4 separate regions of the Homo sapiens genome follow, and regions 2, 3 and 4 are each linked to region 1. The links are chromatin contacts, found by Hi-C or POLR2A ChIA-PET in ENCODE. All regions are on one chromosome and are shown on one strand. Each heading gives the region's core, a stretch centred on a gene start or an enhancer-like site at or near the end of the contact. The rest is flanking DNA. Distances are from core to core; before and after follow the strand shown. Region 1 holds the start of MAMSTR (MEF2 activating motif and SAP domain containing transcriptional regulator). Region 2 holds the start of GRWD1 (glutamate rich WD repeat containing 1). Region 3 holds the start of KDELR1 (KDEL endoplasmic reticulum protein retention receptor 1). Region 4 overlaps GRIN2D (glutamate ionotropic receptor NMDA type subunit 2D).

Evidence for each region. A loop is a pair of places that touch in the nucleus more often than their neighbours do. ChIA-PET counts read pairs that join two places held with the same protein, here RNA polymerase II (POLR2A). Pooled maps may share reads with other maps.
Region 2: a pooled map shows a loop between it and region 1 (6-fold over the local background). The contact joins the promoter of GRWD1 here to the promoter of MAMSTR in region 1. A Hi-C loop is called at or near these places in 1 of 168 maps with a recorded cell type or tissue (naive thymus-derived CD4-positive, alpha-beta T cell), 1 of 37 single-sample maps with no recorded cell type and 9 of 50 pooled maps.
Region 3: a loop to region 1 is called in a pooled map, with 2.9 times the contacts of the local background. The contact joins the promoter of KDELR1 here to the promoter of MAMSTR in region 1. A Hi-C loop is called at or near these places in 4 of 50 pooled maps. POLR2A ChIA-PET finds 5 or more read pairs at or near these places in 5 of 52 experiments (A549, A673, CD8-positive, alpha-beta memory T cell and 2 more).
Region 4: a pooled map shows a loop between it and region 1 (5-fold over the local background). The contact joins the enhancer-like site here to the promoter of MAMSTR in region 1. A Hi-C loop is called at or near these places in 1 of 37 single-sample maps with no recorded cell type and 3 of 50 pooled maps. POLR2A ChIA-PET finds 5 or more read pairs at or near these places in 5 of 52 experiments (A549, CD8-positive, alpha-beta memory T cell, GM12878 and 2 more).

What each region holds. Positions count from the first base shown.
Region 1 is chr19:48,717,412-48,720,974 of GRCh38, forward strand. MAMSTR (MEF2 activating motif and SAP domain containing transcriptional regulator) reads right to left here and starts at 2,314. Exons shown (of 10, transcript NM_001130915.2): 1 at 2,268-2,314; 2 at 1,563-1,641. The coding sequence starts at 1,620. RASIP1 (Ras interacting protein 1) reads right to left here. Exons shown (of 12, transcript NM_017805.3): 12 at 3,174-3,563. The coding sequence ends at 3,387. RefSeq lists an enhancer at 2,955-3,563 and a cis regulatory region at 3,097-3,563.
Region 2 is chr19:48,443,793-48,447,558 of GRCh38, forward strand. GRWD1 (glutamate rich WD repeat containing 1) reads left to right here and starts at 2,191. Exons shown (of 7, transcript NM_031485.4): 1 at 2,191-2,400; 2 at 2,593-2,710; 3 at 2,889-3,051. The coding sequence starts at 2,214. GRIN2D (glutamate ionotropic receptor NMDA type subunit 2D) reads left to right here. Exons shown (of 14, transcript NM_000836.4): 14 at 1-1,139. The coding sequence ends at 145. RefSeq lists enhancers at 78-769, 1,942-2,021, 2,182-2,271.
Region 3 is chr19:48,389,120-48,393,019 of GRCh38, forward strand. It overlaps KDELR1 (KDEL endoplasmic reticulum protein retention receptor 1), which reads right to left and starts at 2,432. Exons shown (of 5, transcript NM_006801.3): 1 at 2,149-2,432; 2 at 1,305-1,405; 3 at 434-592. The coding sequence starts at 2,239. RefSeq lists an enhancer at 1,259-1,398 and a silencer at 2,269-2,588.
Region 4 is chr19:48,411,649-48,415,707 of GRCh38, forward strand. GRIN2D (glutamate ionotropic receptor NMDA type subunit 2D) reads left to right here. Exons shown (of 14, transcript NM_000836.4): 5 at 2,343-2,457; 6 at 2,725-2,936; 7 at 3,216-3,384. Among named protein-coding and RNA genes, the nearest start is that of GRIN2D, 20 kb to the left of the region's middle. RefSeq lists enhancers at 2,740-3,461, 3,167-3,306. Within about 2 kb of position 2,416, at least 4 of the 41 ENCODE cell types and tissues checked have a DNase peak (open chromatin) inside an H3K27ac peak, as active enhancers do.

The sequences.
Region 1 (3,563 bases), core at 1,064-3,563:
TCAATCCATCCTCCCACCTAAGTCTCCTGAGTACCTGGGACTACCTAAATTTTTTTGTTTTGTTTTTTAATTTTTTGTAGAGACAGGGTCTTGCTGTGTTGCCCAGGATGAATGTTAACTATCTTTTTTTTTTTTTTTTTTGAGACAAAGTCTCGCTCTGTCACCCAGGCTTGAGGACAATGTCACAATCTCAGCTCACTGCAACCTCTGCCTCCCAGGTTCAAGCGATTCTCCTGCCTTAACCTCCCAAGTAGCTGGGATTACAGGTGCTCACCACCACACCCGGCTAATTATTATTATTATTATTTTTTGAGACAGAGTATCGCTCTGTCACCCAGGCTGGAGTGCAGTGGTGCGATCTCAGCTCACTGCAACCTCCACCTCCCGGGTGCAAGCAATTCTCCTGCCTCAGCCTCCCCAGTAGCTGGGACTAGAGGTGCACGCCGCCACACCCGGCTAATTTTCTGTATTTTAGTAGAGATGGGGTTTCACCGTGTTGCCCAGGCTGGTCTCGAACTCCTGAGCTCAGGCAATCCGCCCGCCTTGGCCTCCCAAAGTGCTAGGACTACAGGCATCAGCCACCTTGCCCGGCGTCATTTTTTTGTATTTTTAGTAGAGACATGGTTTCGCCATGTTGGCCAGGCTGGTCTTGAACTCCTGACCTCAGGTGATCCACCTGCCTTGGCCTCCCAAAGTGCTGGGATTACAGGTAAGAGCCACCGCGCCCCACCTGGATGAATGTTCACTTTCTTATGTGCACAGTCAGGGTTTGTCCCCCAATTTGGGAGCAAGGATCTCTCTGCACATTTCTGCTTTTCTCTGGACATATGCGCCTTTTTGTATACTCCTTGCTCTTTGATTGCTGGTGTCTTTGTACCCATCCAACCACATAGGCACGCTCACGTGCACACTCAAGTACCCTTTGCCTTCTCAGGAACTGATCTGTAGTTCGAAACACTTGCACACTTCTTTTTTTTTTTTTTTTTTTTTTTTGAGATGGAGTTTCGCTCTTGTTGCCCAGGCTGGAGTGCAATGGCGTGATCTCGGCTCACCGCAACCTCCTCCTCCCGGGTTCAAGCGATTCTCCCGCCTCAACCTCCCAAGTAGCTGGGATTACAGGCATGCGCCACCACACCCGGCTATACTTGCAGACTTTTTGCCTGCCCTGGGACCTAAAACAAGACCTTTGACACTTTCACAGCTTGACAGCTCATTGTCCCCTCACCCAAACTCCCACACTGGTCCTCTGAGGTCCCTCCTCTGCTCTTCTGCCCCTGCGTGTGCGCCAGTATAAGCCTTTGTTTCTCTTCAGTGCTTGAGCCCTCTGCACGCCTACCCCTGGCCTCCAATCCCCATTGCTCCCCCCGTGAGCATGCTACTAGCCATTTGCACACTCGTTGATCCACCACAGCCGGACCCCTGTGCTTGGGCCTCCTTTATGCAACATGACCTTTTGCACAAAAAACACAGGCCTCATGGGACCTACCACCCCTCCCTTCCCACCCCAGAGTACAGCATTCTCAGGATCCCATCCCCCACGCATAAAGAGAGCCCTCTCTCACCAGATCGGAACTTGGAGCGAATGATTTGGGAACGCTGGGAGGAAGCCGCCAGGGTCATTGCCAAGGCCGGGATGGGGACCTGGACGGAGAGGGGGCAGGGCAGGGGCCCCATAGAGGGCTGGCTCAGAGTGGAGGTCAGGAGGCCGCCCCTGAGAGTGAATTCAGCAGGGAAAGGGCCCGAAGGAGGTGGGAATAGGAGCAGCCTTGGGCCATAACTTCCGGATCCCAGGGGCTGTAGAGGAGGGGGCTGCACACCCGGACACCTTGCTCCGAGGAAGGAGGAAGCTGGGGACCCAGACACCTGGTCTGAAAGACAGGGCTGAGGGTCTCAACCCTGGGATCCTGGGAGGGGAGGGACCTGGAATCTGGGACTCCTGGGTCCTGAGGAGGAAGGGTTGCGGGTTGGGACCCCTGTGTCTAGGAAAGGGAGGAAGCAGAGGGGCCTGGAGTCTGGAATCTTGAAGGAGAAGGAGGTTAAGGGCTGGAACTCAATACTCTTAGGAGATGAGAATCCAAGATCCTGGGTGGAGAGGGGAACGGGGCCCTGACAGGTTTCTGAGGAATAGAAGGGCCCCTGTGACCTGCATCTGAGAAGGAGTGAGTAGGGTGTCAGCCACCAGGTTCTCTGGGGAAGGGACTGGGACCAGAGAGGGGATAGAACCGTTGAGGAGTGCGCCCCCCCCGTCCACCCCAGGGGCTTCTCACCAGGTGGGCTCGGCGAAGCTGTGCTCTGGGGCGGGTTGAGTCTAGAGGCCGAGGCTGGACACCACAGGCTCCGCCCCACCAGCCTGGGACCGCCTCCAACCCACCTTCCTGGGGTGTGACGGGAGCCCCGCCGGGGACCCTGAGAAGGGGTGGGAGCACCCGCTGGGAGGGCCTGTGCGGGCCTTGGGGGATGCTGGGGGGTGAGAGCGGGGACGTCAGGGTTCCCCGGCTCGCTCCTCCTGCACGTCCTGGGGTTGTGGGGTCGGGGGGAACGGTGGCAGGCGGACTGACAGAAGCAGGTGCCCGGAGAGGGGCGCCGGGTGAGCAGCAGCGGCAGGTGGTCGTGTCCTGGCCCTACCGGCAGGTGCCACCTGTCGCCTACTTTTTCCCTGACGCAGCAACTGGAGTCAAGTTCAGGGGAGTGAAAAGTTCAAACGGGGGGCCCAGATTCCTGGATCCAAGAAAGGAGAGGGATGGGGACCTGGAGTCCTGGGTTTAAAGAAAAAGAGGCAGGGGCCTCTGGGGTGTTGGGAACAGGGACAGAGGTGTTCGGATTCGGCGGTGTGCCCGGCAGGCAGAAAGGTCCAGAGGGGGCTGGGGACTTAGATTCCTGGGTCTGAGGGAGGAGGGGGCTGGAGTATGGATTTGGGGGGGTGTCGAAGGGAGAATCGCTGGTTCCCACTGGCAGGACTGAGGGCCTTATAATCGGCAGAGCAAGCTTAGGGCCGTGTTCTGAGGGGTGTGGGAGGCTCCTCTGCTCTTGGGTTGGATTACATGCAAAAGGGCGAGCCAAGGCCGTGGCTATAAATACCTCCTCAGACTCGGCAGGGGCCCAGACAAGGGCCCTGCAACCTTGTTCTGCAGAAAATCATCATTAGCGCCCCTGAGTCTTAACAATCGAGGCGCTGCCGATACCACGGATACCTTTATTGCTCCCTGGCATTCACATCCTAAGCCCATGCTCCCACCGTCCCATCCGCTACTTCCCGAAAACTCAATCTCCCAACATTCCACGCGGGATAAGAACTACAACTCCCAGAAAGCTTTGCGCTCAGGCGGGCTCCTGTCCGTAGAAGCCCGTGACATTTCAAGGTTCGCGCGCTCGTTTGGTATTGGTTCTCAAGGAGACGTGGCCACGGGAGGCCCATGGCGATAATTGGCTGGCAGCTCCTGCTGCTCAAGATCCCAGAGGAGGCGGCGGAGCCTACGGAGTTCACGGTGCAAGGCATCGTCCGTCACTGGACCAGTGAGGCGCAGGCGCGAGCTCCCCAGGGGGAGGATGAGGGGCGGGTGCGA
Region 2 (3,766 bases), core at 941-3,440, 270 kb before region 1:
GCCCTCCCGCCACGCTCGCAGGTGTCCGCACGCCGCGCACTGGGGGCCGCCGCTGCCCACAGCTTCCCACCGGAGACACCGGGGCGGGGACCTGGGCACCCGCAGGGGCTCGGCGCACTTCTCTAGCCTCGAGTCCGAGGTATGACGCGGCCCCGGGGGCCCCACCGCCCCCTTGGTCAGCGCAGGCCACGGCCCGAGGGGGCGCCCGCAGTGGACAGGACCCGCGTGGGTTGGGAAGGAAAGCAGTGGAACTGGCCGGACCCCGCCTGGAGCAGCGTCCTGCGCCCCCTGGTTCTGGAGGAACCGCAAGCCGGAGAGGATTTGGTCCCTCAACTATCACCCAGCCTGAGAACGAGGGGGCGGGGGCCTTGGAGCCCACCGGACTTTTTTTTAAACCCGACAAGGGCTTTTTAACGTCACCAGATGGGGCGGGAGGTGGGGGGTTCACGCCACTCCCGCGTCCCACCTCCACGCCCGGGGCCGTGGCCCCCACATCACTGTGCAGCTCCCCGGCCCCAGCCGCGCCTCCGGGGAAGCCCGTTTTTAACCTTTCATCCATTGGGACTCAAAACTGTGAGACGCGTTCGCCAAACTGTGACCCCAGACCTTGGCCCCGCCACACAGAAACCCCTGACCCAGACTGTGACATCCGACTCCTAAAATGGTCATCCGACTCCAGACTGTGACCCCTGACCCCAAACTGTGACCCGAACCCCAGACTGTGCCCCGACCAGACTGTGACCCTTGACATCAAACCGTGACACCCCCTCCTCCTCTTCCACCCTCGGTCGCTTTTCCCTACTCTGACCTAGGACACGTCCCCAACGGAAGCCCCGCCTTCCCTTGCACCGCGATGAACCCAACCTCCCTGAAGCCAAAACTTCCCACCCTGCCGCACCTCCGGACCACCCCACTTGCCACCAAGCACATCCTCTCCAAATCCAACCCTTATTTGCGACCCTTCAGTGATGACCCAGCAGACCTCCAAAAAGCCTCCTCTGCCCAGATCTCCAGCCGGGTCTGGGGCTGGGTTGCGGAGGGGAGGGTCTGGGAGTCCACACTTCTCCACCAACTTCCCTTCCCACTCTCTTATTCCACATTGCAGTGTTTGGAATAAACCATGTTTTTATGCCTCCTCAGTCCAAGCCTAAGCTCCGTATCTGTTAGCCCCCCTCAAATTCTCTGGAGGAAACAGAAACACAAAAGTCCCACAGGGGAAGAGGAGACAGAATTAGAGAGAGAACAGAGACTCTGAAAGGAGGTGCCTGGGGAGACAAAGACCAAGAAAGAGGAGGTGGGAAGAGACCCTGAAAAGAAAGTCGAGAGGGTACTGGGGCAGATAAGAGACCCCAAGAGAGTGGTGAGATAGATCCCGGAGACAAAACATATTAAGATCAAAGGTATGGTTTTATTTCCTATGGCTATAGGTACCAAGGCTTGCTACATTCTCAATATCCTGTTCATGCAAGCTAGGAGAGTGTCTGACATATCCCAGCCAATCCGCATTATCTTGAATGCTGTTAATCTCACCAATGAGAATCTATTTCTAACATTTCATTATGTCAATTAGCCAAACCGCTGGTGCTGATGGGCGATAAAGAGAGACGAAGCACTTGTAATAGCTGCCTCCAGAGGGTGGACTTTCTGATTAAGTGCTCGCTGACCAGAGCTGAAATGTGAATGTCTGGTTAGGCAATTGACTGCCCCTAGAGGGTAGATTGAACCGCCTAACTTACAGATAATATCCATCCTGTCTACAAGAAAGCATTTTTGAAACAAATGAAAGCCATCACAACAGAGAGAGGAAAAGAAACCGGCCTTATGGGTCCTCGGGGAGTAGAAACTCAGTCTCCTTGCCAGTGAAAGAGCAAATTTGCATATATGAATAATTAATTAACTGGAAAGAACGCTCTCGGAATCAAACTGGACAATGGGGAAAACAAGCCTCCCGTAGAACTACAACTCCCAGAAGGCCTTGCCACTACCGCGAGGAACAGCGCCCAAAGTCACGCGAAGATGCAGTTTCTCCGTATCCGCAGGCTTCTTTCGCTGGCGCCATTACCTGAGTTCTCCTCCAGCGTTTCCGCACCCTCTCCGATTAGCGGTCCCAGGAGTTTCCAAGGTAACCGCGCAGTAGGGCGGATCTCATTAGGCGGAAAGCGAAACCCGGAAGTGACGCTCTTACCGGGTGTCAGCAGCGAGAGGGTTCGAAGATGGCGGCGCGCAAGGGTCGGCGGCGCACGTGTGAAACCGGGGAACCCATGGAAGCCGAGTCCGGCGACACAAGTTCCGAGGGCCCGGCCCAGGTCTACCTGCCCGGCCGGGGGCCGCCGCTACGCGAAGGGGAGGAGCTGGTCATGGACGAGGAGGCCTATGTGCTCTACCACCGAGCGCAGACTGGTAGGGCTGAGTCCGGACTCCAGGGTCCTGAGGTGGCTGATCCCGAGCCTTTAACCTGAGAGGTGCTCGGGAAGAGAAGGCTGGGGTCTAAGAGAAGTGATTTCATACCGGAGGCGGTTGATCCATGAGGGAGGTGGGGACTGAGCTCTTACTGTCCCGTCTTAACTCGTAAACCCCGCCTTCCATCCCCAGGCGCCCCCTGTCTCAGCTTTGACATAGTCCGGGATCACCTGGGAGACAACCGGACAGAGCTTCCTCTTACACTTTACTTGTGTGCTGGGACCCAGGCTGAGAGCGCCCAGAGCAACAGGTAAGACCCGAGGCTTTTCCAGGACCAGGAGGCTCAGTTTCCAGCCCCTTCCTCAGCACCCAGGAGTTAGGGCTTCCAGTTTCTGCCTCTCGCAGATCCAGGAGTCTGGGTTTCCAGCCTCTCTCCTTCCTAAGAATCCTGGAATCTAGTGCCTAACTCACCCCACAATTTCTCCCAGACTGATGATGCTTCGGATGCACAATCTGCATGGGACAAAGCCCCCACCCTCAGAGGGCAGTGATGAAGAAGAAGAGGAGGAAGATGAAGAGGATGAAGAAGAGCGGAAACCTCAGCTGGAGCTGGCCATGGTGCCCCACTATGGTGGCATCAACCGAGTTCGGGTAAGTATGGTCCCAGGAGCCTGCTCTGCATACTCTGAAACACATCTGACCCATCCCCTGTGTCCATAACTCCCAACACCTCCTCATGTTCTTTTTTTTTTTTTTTTTTTTGAGACGTAGTCTCGCTCTGTCACCCAGGCTGGAGTGCAGTGGCGCAGCCTCGGCTCACTGCAACCTCTGCCTCCCAAAGTGCTGGGATTACAAGCGTGAGCCACCGTGCCTGGCCCATTTTTTTTTTTTTTTTTTTTGAGATGGAGTCTCGCTCTGTTGTCCAGGCTGGAGTGCAGTGGTGCGATCTTGGCTCACTGCAACCTCCCCTTCCCAGGTTCAAGGGATTCTCCTGCCTCAGCCTCCCAAGTAGCTGGGGCTATAGGCGCCTGCCACCAGGCCCTTCTAATTTTTTGTTTTTTGGTTTTTTTTTGAGATGAAGTCTTGCTCTGTCGCTTAGACTGGAGGGCAATGGCATGATCTCAGCTCACTGCAACCTCTGCCTCCCAGGTTCAAGCGATTCTCCTGCCTCAGCCAAGTAGCTGAGATTACAGGTGCGCGCCACCACGCCCGGCTAATTTTTGTATTCTTAGTAGGGACGGGGTTTCACAATGTTGATCAGGCTGGTGGTGAACTCCTGACCTCGTGATCCGCCTGCCTCGGCTTCCCAAAGTGCTGAGATTACAGGCGTGAGCCACCGCATCTGGCCAATTTTTTGTATTTTTAG
Region 3 (3,900 bases), core at 1,182-3,681, 330 kb before region 1:
ATTAGCAGAGCATGGTGATGTGCACCTGTCTTCCCAACTACTCGGGAGGCTGAGGTAGGATAATTGCTTGAACCTGGGAGGCGGGGGTTGCAGTGAGCCGAGATCATGCCACTGCACTCCAGTCTGGGCAACAGAGCGAGACTTTGTCTCCAGAAAAAAAAGAATCCCTAAGCCTCAGTTTCCTCATCTGTAAAGTGGGGCTGCTGAGAAAAGTAAGTAGGTGAAATGCTTAGGGTAGTGACTGACACATAGCGAGTCTTGCTGCTGTTGTGTTAATTTCCTCTGACCCCAGAGCCCATGCACTGAACTTATGCATCCTAAAATAAGGCAGTTTGGGCACACCCTGCAGAAGGAAGCCTGTGAGAGGGTCTCCTGTCATAGCTACTCTGCCACAACCATCCCCCCAAATAAGGAGTCACAGCAAGGCGCCTACCTCCAGAGGGGTGAAGTCATGATTGACCAGGAACGCCAGAATGGCTGTGGGAACGACCAGGAACTCCACTCTGAACGTGTCATGGTTCCCATCGTAAGTAGCTTTGAACTTGCTATAAATCAACCAGACCGTGGTGAAGGAGCAGGCTATGTAGACCACCTGAGGAGGGGGATGATGAGAAGGGGCCTCAACTCACAGGCCTGTGCCCCAGTAGGCTCAGAGCCCGGAGTCCAGGCCCCTCCCTCAGACGCAGGAGTCCAGACCCCCAACCCCTCCTCCCTCAGACCCAGGAGTCCAAGCCCCCAGCCCCTCCTCCCTCAGACCCAGGAGTCCAGGCCCCCAACCCCTCCTCCCTCAGATCCAGGAGTCCAAGCCCCCAGCCCCTCCTCCCTCAGACCCAGGAGTCCAGGCCCCCAACCCCTCCTCCCTCAGACCCTGGAGTCCAGGCCCCCAGCCCCTCCTCCCTCAGACCCAGGAGTCCAGGGCCCCATTCCCTCCTCCCTCAGATCCAGGAGTCCAGGCCCAGCCCCTCCTCCCTCAGACCCAAGAGTCCAGGCCCAGCCCCTCCTCCCTCAGACCCAGGAGTCCAGGCCCCAGTCCCTTCCTCCCTCAGACCCAAAAGTCCAGGCCCCCGGCCCCTCCTCCCTCAGACCCAGGAGTCCAGACCCCCAACCCCTCCTCCCTCAGACCCAGGAGTCCAGGCCTCAGTCCCTTCTTCCCTCAGACCCAAGAGTCCAGGCCCCCGGCCCCTCCTCCCTCAGACCCAGGAGTCCAGGCCCCCAGCCCCTCCTCCCTCAGACCTAGGAGTCTGGGACCCACACCCGGCTCCTCTGCCTCAGTGGGGGCCAGAGAGGTGGGGTGGAGCCTCTACCTTCATACACGTGTTGTAGAGTGAGATGTAGTTGGTGAAGAGGTCCAGATATCGGGCAGTGAACACCACAGCAAACAGGACCTGGCTCTTCCCTGAAATTCCTGTGGTCCAGAGACAGAGAAAGAGAGAGAGAGAGAGACAGAGAGAGAGAGAGAGACAGACAGACAGACAGACAGACAGAAGGAGAGAGGAAGCTGGGGGTGGGCTGCATGGGCAATAAACTAAGGCAGGGCGCCCGGGACCAGCCTGGAGGCAGCTCTGGAGTGCAGCTGTCCCCGGAGGCCTCCCCAGCCCGCCCCGCCTGAGCAGGGCCCTTTCCCACGGACCACAGCCAGGGGGCAGCCCAGGCCCCCGAAGCTACTCCAGCCCGAGGCTCCGTCCCAGACTAGGCCTCATGGCTACCCCTGGCCCCTCAGGGTCCTCCCGCAGTCTGGACCTGAGGTGAGGCCTAGGGAGGACCTTCCCTGACCTCAGGCCCCGGATCCGGTCACCTCCCTCCCGTTCCCTTCCTGGCCGCCACGGTCCACGTCACCAACTCACAGCCACCTCCCCGCCTGCCATGGTTCCCTGTTCCCGGTCCATGAACCCTCGGGCTGCCCAGATTGGGGCTGGGGGTGGCTGAATTGGGGGCCTAAAGCCATTCACATGAAACTGTATGCACCCCCGCCAGTCTGGGGAAGGGAGCTGATCCCCTGGAGACCCAGAACCTAGAAGAGAGATCCCCAGCAAGCAGTGGGGGTGGAACCTGTGCCCCTAGTGCCCCCAAACCCTTCCTGAGTCCTGCGACGTCCCCCAACCCCCGCCCGCAATCTCTCTCCTTCGCCAGCCCTGGTGGGCCTCTCACCGGCGCACGAGCGGGACTTCCAGATTTTGAGCAGTAGCAAGATGATGGCGAGGAGGTGGGAGAGGTCTCCCAGGAATCGGAAGAGATTCATGGCTGGGGAACCCTGGCAGGGCTGAGCGGGAGGGAGGCAGGCTGGCGGGGGGGTGCCCCCCGAGGCTGCTGGTCTGAACGGGTAGCTGGGCTGGGGGGACGGAAGAGGGACCCTAGGTGCGCTCCGCTCCGGGGAGGGGACTTTGGGAGGGGGAGCAAAGGCTGGAGCTGGCGGCGGAGCTGGAGCCGGGAAGAGGGAGGAGAGCGAGAGGGGGAGGAGTCCGGGAGGAGAGGCTCCGCCCCCGAGGGCGGGGCCTGGATCCCCGGCGCCCCCTATCGCCCACCTCCTGCTTTGCCGTGGCGGCGCTAAACGCACCCCCAAAGCTGCCCCATAGGAACTTGGGAGGGTCGCAGGGTTCGGAAAGTGCCAAATCCAGCACCGGTTCGCCCAGGCAGTCTGTGTCTCTGGAAGAGACGCAGTCCAGTACACCAGCCTCAGCCCTTGCAGGGATGTAGAGACTGCCCTCTGAGCTTGAAAAATCCTGCAGGGACCCGGAGGCTCAGCTGCTAGCTTTTGCAGCTTTCAGGCACTCTAACTCCAATCCCCCAGAAGACAAGAAAGATACCCCACCTACTTCCTCCCCTAGACCCAGGACTCAAGGCCCCAGCCCGTTCGTCAAACCCAGAAGTCTGGGTCCCCAGCCCCTCCTCCCTCAGACCCAGGAGTCCAGACCCCCAGCCTCTCCTCCCTCAGACCCAGAAGTCCAGACCCCCAGCCCCTCCTCCCTCAGATCCAGGAGTCCAGGCCCAGCTCCTCCTCGCTCAGACCCAGGAGTCCAGGCCCCCAGCCTCCTCCCTCAGACCCAGGAGTCCAGGCCCCCAGCCTCCTCCCTCAGACCCAGGACTCCAGGCCCCCAGACCCTCCTCCCCCAGATCCAGGAGTCCAGGCCCCCAGCCCTTCCTCCCTCAGACCCAGGAGTCCAGACCCCCAGCACCTCCTCCCTCAGACCCAGGAGTCCAGATCCCCAGCCCCTCCTCCCTCAGACCCAGGGGTCCAGGGCCCCAGCCCCTCCTCCCTCAGACCCAGGGGTCCAGGGCCCCAGCCCCTCCTCCCTCAGACCCAGGGGTCCAGGGCCCCAGCCCCTCCTCCCTCAGACCCAGGAGTTCAGGGCCCCAGCCCTTTTCCCTCCTAGGACGCTGTTCCTTGGAACTTAGGGTCCCACCCCCACCATCTTATGGATCAAACATCCTAACCTTAAGAATCTAGATCTACAGTTTCTCCCTTTACGACCCACAGATTTAGGCCCTGATTCTCTTCTTTTTCAGGAATGTGCACCTCACCCTGTTCTCCCAGACCTTGAGGATGAAGGAAACAGGAGCCTCACCCAGGAGGCTCAAGGCCAAAACTCTGACCCAAACTACCTCAGGAGCCCCTGGCCCTGGCTTCCCCCCTGCTCCAGAGTTTCTGCCCTGCCCACACACACACACCCTCTTCCACCCTCAGAGGCCCCGGTGTCCTGCCCCACGCTCTACCCCAGAGCCCCACGGGTGGCTTTATAAAAGTGCCGGGCCCAGCCCTCTAGCAGGAGGGGAATGCTGGGCATCTGGGTGTGGGACCCCCGGGGAACAGCCTGTGGTCTGGACTCCTGCATCTATGAGGGGACAGACGTGGCTTCCCTTCCGGATGATGGGGTACCCACAGATGATGGAGGCCAGGGTCCC
Region 4 (4,059 bases), core at 1,166-3,665, 310 kb before region 1:
AATAATAAATAAATAAATAAATAAGAAGAATAGTTGGTCAGGATAAGGGGTGGTATAAGGTTTTTCAGGCAGAGAGAACAGCATCTGCAAAGTCCTAGAGATAAGAAATCACTTGACATGTTTGGGAGACACCTTGAAGCCAGTGTTGATAGAGAAAAAAAAAAAGAATTTTGGGGTGAAAAGAGTTTGAAGTTTGAGGGTGGGAACTCTCAGAGATGCGGCTTCAGAGGAAGGCAAAGCCAGAACAAAAACAGACTCTAGGGGCCTGGCACAGTGATTCACACCTGTAATCCCACTATGTTGGGAGGTTGAGGTGGGAGGATCACTTGAACTCAGGAGTTCAAGACCAGCCTGGGAAAAGTAGTGAGACCCTATCTCTACTTAAAAAAAAAAAGAGGCTGGGCGTGGTGGCTCATGCCTGTAATCCCAGCACTTTGGAAGGCCGAGGCAGGCGGATCACAAGGTCAGGAGATCAAGACCATCCTGGCTAACACGGTGAAACCCCGTCTCTACTAAAAAAAATACAAAAAATTAGCTGGGTGTGGTGGCAGGTGCCTGTAGTCCCAGTTACTTGTGAGGCTGAGGCAGGAGAATGGCGTGAACCTGGGAGGTGGAGCTTGCAGTGAGCCAAGATCGCACCACTACACTCCAGCCTGGGCGACAGAGCGAGACTCTGTCTCAAAAATAAATAAATAAATACATACATACATACATAAAAATTTAAAAAAAAGAAAAGAAGAAAGAGAAAGAAAAGAAAGAAAGAAAGAGAAAGAAAAGAAAGAAAGAAAGAAAGAAAGAAAGAAAGAAAGAAAGAAAGAAAGAAAGAAAGAAAGAGAGAGAAAGAAAGAGGCGGGCCAGGCCAGGCGCGGTGGCTCACGCTTGTAATCCCAGCCCTTTGGGAGGCTGAGGCGGGCGGATCACCTGAGGTCATGAGTTCGAGACCACCCTGGTCAACATGGTGAAACCCTGTCTCTACTAAAAATACAAAAAATTAGCCGGGCATGGTCGTGGGCGCCTGTAATCCCAGCTACTCGGGAGGCTGAGGCAGGAGAATTGCTTGAACCCGGGAGGCGGAGGTTGCAGTGAGCTGAGACCACACCATTGCACTCCAGCCTGGGCAACAAGAGCAAAACTCTGTCTCAAGAAACAAAAACAAAAACAAACAAAAAACCACACATTAAAAAAAAAAAAAAAAGAAAGAGGAGGGCATGGTGGCTCATGCCTGTAATCCCAACACTTTGGGAGGCTGAGGCAGGTGGATCACTGAGGCTGAGGTCAGGAGTTCTAGACCAGTCTGGCCAACATGGTGAAACCCCATCTCTACTAAAAATACAAAAATTAGCTGGACATGGTGGTGAACACCTGCAATCCCAGCTACTCAGGAGGCTGAGGCAGGAGAATTGCTTGAACCCGGGAGGCGGAGGTTGCAGTGAGCCGAGACCATACCATTGCACTCCAGCCTGGGCAACAAGAGCAAGACTCTGTCTCAAAAAACAAAAACAAAAACAAACAAAAAAACCACACATTAAAAAAAAAAAAAAAGAAAGAGGGCATGGTGGCTCATGCCTGTAATCCCAACACTTTGGGAGGCTGAGGCAGGTGGATCACTGAGGCTGAGGTCAGGAGTTCTAGACCAGTCTGGCCAACATGGTGAAACCCCATCTCTACTAAAAATACAAAAATTAGCTGGACATGGTGGTGAACACCTGCAATCCCAGCTACTCAGGAGGCTGAGGCAGGAGGATTGCTTGAACCAGGAGGCGGAGGTTGCAGTGAGCGAAGATCATGCCACTGCACTCCAGCCTGGGTGACAGAGCAAGACTCTGTCTCAAAAAACAAAACAAAAACAAAAACAAACAAAATATTAGCCAAGCATGGTGGTGCATGTCTATAATCCCAGCTACTTGGGAGGCTGAGGCAGGAGAATCACTTGAACCCAGGAAGTGGAGGTGGCAGTGAGCCAAGATCATACCACTGCACTCCAGCCTGGGAGACAGAGCAAGACTCTGTCTCAAAAAAAAAAAAAAAAAAAAAGACCAGCCTGGGAAAAATAGTGAAACCCCATCTCTACTTTAAAAAAGAAGGAAAGAAAAGGGGACTCTAGGGCCTCAACACCAAGCTGAAAGAGAGTCTGGAACCTTATCCTGGGGGGCACTGGGCAGCCAAGGGGAGGGTGCTGAGCAGGGAAGGGGTATATTCGTGTTTTTGAGACCTTGGAGGTAAAAGAAGAGAGATTCCAGCTGGGGGCTGGGGCTGGTCTGCAGAAAGGGGACTTTCTCTGCCTTCCGCTGCCAAGGTCCAGCCCAGGCCCCAGCATGTCCCCTTTCCCTCCTCCTGGGCAGGTACTTCATGAACATCACGTGGGATAACCGGGATTACTCCTTCAATGAGGACGGCTTCCTAGTGAACCCCTCCCTGGTGGTCATCTCCCTCACCAGAGACAGGACGTGGGAGGTGGTGAGTCGTAGCCCCAGACCTCAGGCATGGCAGAGGGTGTGGACTCCTGCATCCTGGCAGAGGGGGGGCTTGAGGTCGTGGACTAAGAGGGAGGAGGGGACAAGGAGCCTGGACTCCTGGGTCCTGGGATCTGAAGGTGGGAGGGGCTCCTGGGTCTTGGAAGAAGCTGCTGCCCACACACCTAGGTCTGAGGGAAGAGGATCATGGAGGCCAGGATACACCGGGAAGTCTTCCCAGGAAGCCTGACTCTCTTTCCCTTTGGCCAAGGTGGGCAGCTGGGAGCAGCAGACGCTCCGCCTCAAGTACCCGCTGTGGTCCCGCTATGGTCGCTTCCTGCAGCCAGTGGACGACACGCAGCACCTCACGGTGGCCACGCTGGAGGAAAGGCCGTTTGTCATCGTGGAGCCTGCAGACCCTATCAGCGGCACCTGCATCCGAGACTCCGTCCCCTGCCGGAGCCAGCTCAACCGAACCCACAGGTGACAGCTCGGGATCCAGGAGTTCCGGCTCCAAAACCCGCCTCCCGTGAAGCCCAGTAGTCTGGGCCCCCAGCCCCCTCCTCCCTTGGGACCCAGGACCCACAAAGCCCTCCAGCTTGGTGACCTTAGGCAAACCTCAGAATTCTTTGAGCCTGAGTTTCCCCTGAAAGCGCTAACCATAGTTTTAGCTGCCGCCTATCCCTTCCTCCATATCCTCTCTTCATGAGAGAGTCTAAGGAGGGGGTCCCCAAACTCCCCAAGCCTGGTCACTGCCCGCAGCCCTCCACCGGATGCCCCCCGCCCGGAAAAGCGCTGCTGCAAGGGTTTCTGCATCGACATTCTGAAGCGGCTGGCGCATACCATCGGCTTCAGCTACGACCTCTACCTGGTCACCAATGGCAAGCACGGAAAGAAGATCGATGGCGTCTGGAACGGCATGATCGGGGAGGTGAGGGGGCGGACGGGAGGCGGGGAATCTTCGGGGCGGAGTCGAGAGGCGGGCACAGCCGGGCGTGGTGGCTCACGCCTGTAATCCCAGCACTTTGGGAAGCCGAGGCGGGCGAATTGCCTGAGCTCAGGGGTTCGAGACCAGTTTGGGCAAAACGGTGAAACCCCGTCTCTACTAAAATGCAAAAAATTAGCCGTGCGTGGTGGCGGGCGCCTGTAATCCCAGCTACTCGGGAGGCTGAGGCAGGAGAATTGCTTGAACCCGGGAGGCGGAGGTTGCAGTAAGCGGAGATCGCGCCACTGCACTCCAGCCTGGGCACAGAGTGAGACTCAGTCTCAAAAAATAATAATAAAAAAAAAGAGGTCGGCACCCTGGGGCAGGGGCGCGGCCAAATTGAGGAAACACCTGATTGGGGCCTGGGGCGGGGTCGCGGGAGGGACATGCCTTGGAACAGGGGGCGGGGTCAGGAGGTGTCAGGGGCGGGGTTTGGAGGAGGGACTTTGGAGCAGAGGAGGCGGGGCTAGGAGGGTGGGACTCCTAGGGGAAGGGGGCAGGGCTGGGAGGAGGGACTTTGGGGCAGTGGAGGCGGGGCTAGGAGGGTGGGACTCCTAGGGGAAGGGGGCGGGGCTGGGAGGAGGGACTTTGGTACAGAGGAGGAGGGGCCAGGAGGGTGAG